2 separate regions of the Homo sapiens genome follow, and region 1 is linked to region 2. Evidence: chromatin loops called from intact Hi-C (ENCODE). Cell type or tissue: Calu3. All regions are shown on one strand. Each heading gives the region's core, and the rest is flanking DNA. Links, peaks and the distances in the headings are about the cores only. Region 1 overlaps SEMA6A (semaphorin 6A). Region 2 overlaps SEMA6A (semaphorin 6A).

The links. A loop is a pair of places that touch in the nucleus more often than their neighbours do. Peaks named below come from ENCODE experiments on the same cell type or tissue, not always from the same donor. Only the 100,000 strongest peaks of a DNase experiment are listed, where the experiment ranks them.
Region 1: it touches region 2 in a loop (3-fold over the local background); 4 of 110 quality-filtered maps call a loop at or near these places.

Annotation. Positions count from the first base shown.
Region 1 is chr5:116,452,493-116,455,402 of GRCh38, reverse strand. The region is part of intron 18 of SEMA6A (semaphorin 6A); the gene reads left to right. All of the region lies in intron 2 of SEMA6A-AS1 (SEMA6A antisense RNA 1), which reads right to left. Among named protein-coding and RNA genes, the nearest start is that of SEMA6A-AS1, 6.4 kb to the right of the region's middle. RefSeq lists a silencer at 620-699. In Calu3, for the core only: no CTCF peak of the experiment used is centred there; DNase peaks (open chromatin) are centred at 829 and 1,292.
Region 2 is chr5:116,570,981-116,573,890 of GRCh38, reverse strand. All of the region lies in intron 1 of SEMA6A (semaphorin 6A), which reads left to right. Among named protein-coding and RNA genes, the nearest start is that of SEMA6A-AS2, 2.0 kb to the left of the region's middle. RefSeq lists an enhancer at 1,010-1,791. In Calu3, for the core only: CTCF peaks have their summits at 1,493 and 1,696; DNase peaks (open chromatin) are centred at 540, 1,220 and 1,830.

The DNA.
Region 1 (2,910 bases), core at 99-2,598, 120 kb after region 2:
GCAGACTCTGCTAAAACTTTGCCAATGTAAAAGAATCATTACCTTTACGGGGACAGTAACAGTTCTAACACATGAAACCACAAACCAGCATTCCAGGGCATGGCTTTTAAAAATTATCTTATCATGACTCTTAGTCTAGACATCAGCCCGTGCTCTGGCTGTAGCACTCCCATTGGCAATGCCATTTCTAAAGCAGTAGAGCAGTGGAGGAACAGTGAACTGAGCGTTCCCAGCACACAGGGAAAAATGAAGCTGTTTCTTCTCTAAAAAAATGAAATAGAATGAATTCCAGGCTCATTCTCCCTTCTATCCCTGTGATGACATCCCAACCAAAAATGCATCACTTTTAAAGGTGATCGAAGTGGAAGTGGGTTCATCTACAGTCAACCACTCCAAGCATTATTTCAATATGTGAGTTTTAAAATAGCTTCTGAATTCAGGACATTAAACAGCCAGGCCAGGAAGCTACCTCCACTTTGGCATGGTCAGTCATTAACTTTATATATCTTGAAGACCATGGCCCCTCCTGGTACCTAATCTGTAGCCTGCCAGGAAAAACACATACATACACACACACGCGCACACACACATGCACACACACACACACACACACTTAAAGGAAAAGGAAACTTTAAGTTATAAACTCCAAGCCTATTTCCATGGCTGCTGGCATGTCAGTTTATTCCTAAGCCATCTGGTTCACATTATGCCGTAAGACAAGAAGAAGGCTGCTTCCTGCCCAGATAACCACAGAGAGTTCCCATTTCACTTTCAGCGTGGTCACCTCGACTGGCTGGGGTGTGGCTTTGAGAATAAATTGTCTCCAGTTAGGGTTTTTCCCTTGTTTGTTTTCTTCTCTTCTTAATAGGGATTACAGCGGGCCCTGTGTGGTTAGCGGGGCGATGCTTGGCTAGTGATTAGTTCATTCATTTATACTGTCTTGCAGGACCGTGAGCCTGGAATTTTGTTGCAGTAAGATTTGCAAACAAGAAAAATTGGGCTGTTAGATTCCATTCACTCAAGTTGTTATGAGGATTTCAAGGAAATTGTAGGCTTGTCTTACTATAAAGCAGAATCAAGAATCTATTTTTAGGGGATGCTACTCCGGGGCTTTTCTTGGTGTTTTGCCATCTTTCTTAGCTCTCAGACCCAACACAAACCCTCTCTGGCTCAGTGATGGAGGAAATGTCCATCCTCCTTTTTGCCTTTGCATATTTCTCTAAAGGACACAGAGAGGCTTTGTTGTCTTTGTGGTCACCGGGTCCACTTTACACAGATGCCTATTAATCACTTCACTATGGAGACAGACACATCCATCATATCACAGCAGCTCAGAAACGGGCCGTCCAGTGAAAGGGGGTGAGAGGGGAAAGTGCACACTTAACCATTTCGAGTTAGGTTACTGGTTGCCTGTGTCTTACACGCTTAGGGTGGTAATTGGGGTGGGGGTGAGTAGAGCTCTTCCTTTGTATTTAGCTTAATAGGTGTGATTAATTTTACGTATTTTTGCTTGTCTGTTTGCTTCACATTTTGATAGGACAGATAACATCTCCCAGCTATTTGTGTAAGGTGCAGGGCATTAGTATACTTTAAGATTGAGAGTTTTAATTTTAAAAACAGTAATAATAAATGCAGGTAGACTAGCTGTGCTTTTGATGCAATGATACTGACTCTTTGAAGCCAAGAGTTTTGCGATAATGGATTCAATGTGGAACAGAGCAAGCCGAAAGTTAGCTTTCTCAGGCAAGAGAAACTGCAGATAAATTAACCAAGAACTTTCCTTCTATGAGTGGCAGATCTTCTAAACCTCTTTTTTAATCATTCAAGGCTGTCCACAGCCTTCCAAATGGTATTTCTAGCTCTTGCTCTTGTATTTTCTCTACAAGTGCTCATTCATGTATGCATTCCTTTACTATTTATTTAAAAGATATTTACTGAGCACCTTTCTGCCTGAAGATTCAGTGGTGAGTTTTAGCAGTCTAGGTGAGAAAAACAAGTATCATACTAGTGATGATTTTAGAATAAAGGGAATGCAGAGCTCTGGGGACACTTTAGAAGGAAGAACTTAACTGGCCTAAGGAGTCAGAGAAGGCTTCCCCATTTAAGCTGAGCCCTAAAGATAGGGTCTGATGAGTGGGAAAATGAGTAGGGACATTCCAGGCAGAGAGAACAGCCTGTATGAGAGCCATGAAGCAAGCTTGAGTATGGAAGGGTGGCTCATGCCTCCAGCCTAACAGACTAGAAGGGAGTTAGACCATTTGCTATTACTCACTACGGCCTTCCCTTTCCTTCCCTCCAAGGCTCAGTTCTTGTTGCTCTCTCTGCTCCAGCTAAGATCCTGTGCATCTTTAAGGCTTAGCTCAAATGCCATTTCCAATGTAAAGCTTTTGCCCACTGTTGAAGCAGAAGTGATGTAACTCATGACATAGCCACACTTTGGACAGAGTTGTATGCAAGCACTTGCCTTCTTCCCTGCTGGTTTATGCCTCATTCATCATTGTCCTTCCCCGACACCTAGTGCAGTGCTTGGTAAATGTTTGCTGAAGGCAGCCACAAAGATGCTTGGAGCCAAAACCTTGTTATACTAGGAGAGTGATAATAAAGAAACAACCCAACCCTAAGTTAGGGGAAAACATCATTTCTAAAGCAAATTGTCTCAGAGCCTGGTGCTAGGTTCCCTTTGCACGGAATAGTATCCATGAGCAGGACTACTAGAAAACATTTTTTAAAATAAGGAATGTAGTGTTTGATATTTCAAAATTTATTAACATGGTCATCATAGGAAAAGTCAGAATTGTATTGGGCTTCCTCTTAGTTTTCAGTTTACAATTGTTCTTATTTTGAATCACATGTTGCAGGGTCTAGGGGCAGGGTCCTTCATAATCTTTTCATTGCTTTGGACTCTAAAGA
Region 2 (2,910 bases), core at 182-2,681:
TCCTCCTGGGGGTGTGTGTGCGAGACCCAAGGCTCATCCTCCCGCGTGCCCAGCAGGGAGCAGAGCGGGCCCTAAATGGTGGGATTCTCGGAAGCTCCCTGGCCCGGTGTGTCGAAGGCAGGGGAAGGGGTTCTGCCCTCGAGGGCTGGAGGGGGTTGGGTATAACAGCGCTGTTTTCGTCCAGTGCCAGGTGGGAGAAGGGGTTCCGCGGAGACGGTGTGGAAGCGGAGAGAATCTTTTGTTGTCAGTGTGGGGTCTGGGCTGGGCTCCGTGGAGTGCAAGAAACTTGTAATGGCTCTAGGCACCCGCGCGCCCTGTCTCTCGGTGAGATCCTGGCTCCTGTGGCCGCTGCCACCAGAGGTTCCGGGCTTTGTTTGCTCGAATAAGTGTCCGGGAGCAGCCGTTCGGGTGACGCGGCGCCCCCGCCATGGGTCCTGTCCCCCGCCGCAGCTCCCAACCCGAGCGGCAAGGATATAGCCCGTCGCGGCTGCGTCCCTCCTGAAGCACCGAGCCCTTTGCACCGGGCTGGCGCACGGTACGCCCTCCTCCCAGATCAGCGCGGTCTCGCTCTGGAAAGATGACCCAGGAGGGGGAAGGGTGAGAGACCTGGCAGAAGATGGCCCTGGGTTTGAAACCCAGACTAGGGCTCTGTTCCGACTCCTCACTGTGTCCTAGGGCGCTACCATGGGGGCAATGGGGCGCTGGAGAGTAAGCCGGGCAGTGCCCACCCACCCTGCCTGATCCTTCTGGGGCGGGAAGTGTCTCTTGTCCCGATTCTCCGCGTTTTGCTCAGCTCCTCGCTGTGGGAGATGGTGCAAAACAGGATCCTGAGGTCTCCTCCCTCCTCGCAAGACCCGAGCGGCACGGGGGGAGCCAGGGAGCGGTCCCGGGCTTGTGGACGTCGGGAAAGGAAACAGAATTCCGCTGTTTTTCCCGCTCCCTCGCCGCCCCTCCGCCCAGCGCCTCCTCCCACTTTACAGCGGCGGGGTCACTAGACCAGGCGCTCCTGGAAAGTTTCCCTGAAAGCCAGGGGCGGCAGGCACGACCGGACTGGGGCTCAGCATGTGCAGTCTGAGGGAAGCCGGACCTGGAGGGAATCATGCGGACAGCTCGGGATGCAGCTAGGAGCTAGATCCCGGCCCTTTGGAGAGTGGAACCTCCTGGCCCGCGGTACTTGCTCGACAAGTCGGGGAAGGGATGAATGGGGAAGCAGGACCCCGGAGGCAGGTGCGGCCACTGTGGACAGAGGCTGTGGGGAAGGTGCGTGTGGACACAGGCCGGGGCTCAGTGGCTTGCAAGTAGGCAGCTTCAGGTGCAGAATCCCGAGCCATCTGCTCCCTGCGCACGATTTCCCAGCGTGGCTATCCAGGGAGGGAGGAAGCAGAGCCAGGTGTGCGTGGAGCGGGAGAGGAATGGGAGACTGGAGGCGCTGTCTTCACAGCCGGGGCAAGCACTTCCAGGGAGTCTCCGGCCTGTATCGCACTGGGGAGCCCTGCAGGCTTTTTCGCGTCGGTCTTTGGGAGAAAGGTGGCTGCTTTGGAACTGCGGTGGCCAGGCACAGCCACAGTGGGATCGCTCCTTTTTTTACGCTCAGCTTTTTTACGCTACTGAATGCGATCTGTGAAAGGTTTAAAACACAGGCGTGCATGGACACACACACGCACACACTCGCCCTTGTACGCACAACTTTCTTTACCTCAGATCTGAAAAGCCGTTTAACCCACTTGCAGTGTTGTGCCAGCAGGTCTCAGAAAAGCTATTTAATGCCCCCCAGCGCTGGTTTTTAAGTCTTGCCAGGATGGGAAGGTCGAGTGCCTTTGCCTTGTCTTTCTTTAGTCCTGAAATTGTTCGTCGTCCTTCCCCTGGTGGACACATCTTGGGCATCAAGTCTGTGGTATGCTACAGTGATGGCGGGGAGGACTGGTGGTTTAATTAATTATTTAATTATGTTTTCTCCCCAAAGTAAAGATGCCTATGTTTAATTCTGACTAAAAATACTCTACACTTTTTTATACCGTACCCAAATGGCTACCAGCGGTCAAGATTGCAAGAATTTTGTATGACTTTTTAATGCTGTGTTTAGTCTACATGGAGCAGTTTTATGATTTACAGTAAGCTTTGATTAAACTACTCCAGGCACCAAAGTTAATTATTAACCTAACCTTAAATACAGTGGCAGAACTATGTCTCCACCTATTAACCTAAACTATCTATTAAAAAATAATTGCACTAGCTATTTGAATTTGGTTTACCCATGCTTGTTTGTATGGTAACTTTTATTTGAATCTTGAGTAACCCTTACTCCCTGTTATTATTTTGGTTTTGGGACGTTCTTGAATGAGGCACTTTGCAAACCAGTTTAAAGCAGAAAAGAACGAACATCAAATTTAAAATCTTACTTTTGGTTATGAGTCATTTTTCAACTTGATGTAAAGAAGCATTCTACTTTATGTTTCTGATGTACAGTGTTTGTGGGTGACAACCTTCCCCATATGTTAGGTTTTGCAGCTATCACCTTTTAGAGATGTGCTACATTTTCAATAACGCATATAATCCACATATGTAAATGTTAAGCAGATACCGAAAATCATTTCTGAGGAGCCATCAGCTGAATATACTTATTGGACATAACAACTAAGCTTAAATAGGTAAAAATTTTATAAGAACCAGTATAGAACACTCAAGTAAATGTCGAATGAATGAAATAAATAGTCACACATGGTTCATGTTTGTCCACTTAAAGTGGACTTCTTTATTTTCCCTACAGTGAAAAAAAAAATATATGCCTTCAAGTGAGTGGTTATGATAAGGCGGCAATAAGTGCACCTTTTTATTTACACACAACACACACCCCTCAAGTTCTTCCAAAATCTAGTAAATGCTTTTTCCAACATTAAACACATATAGCAG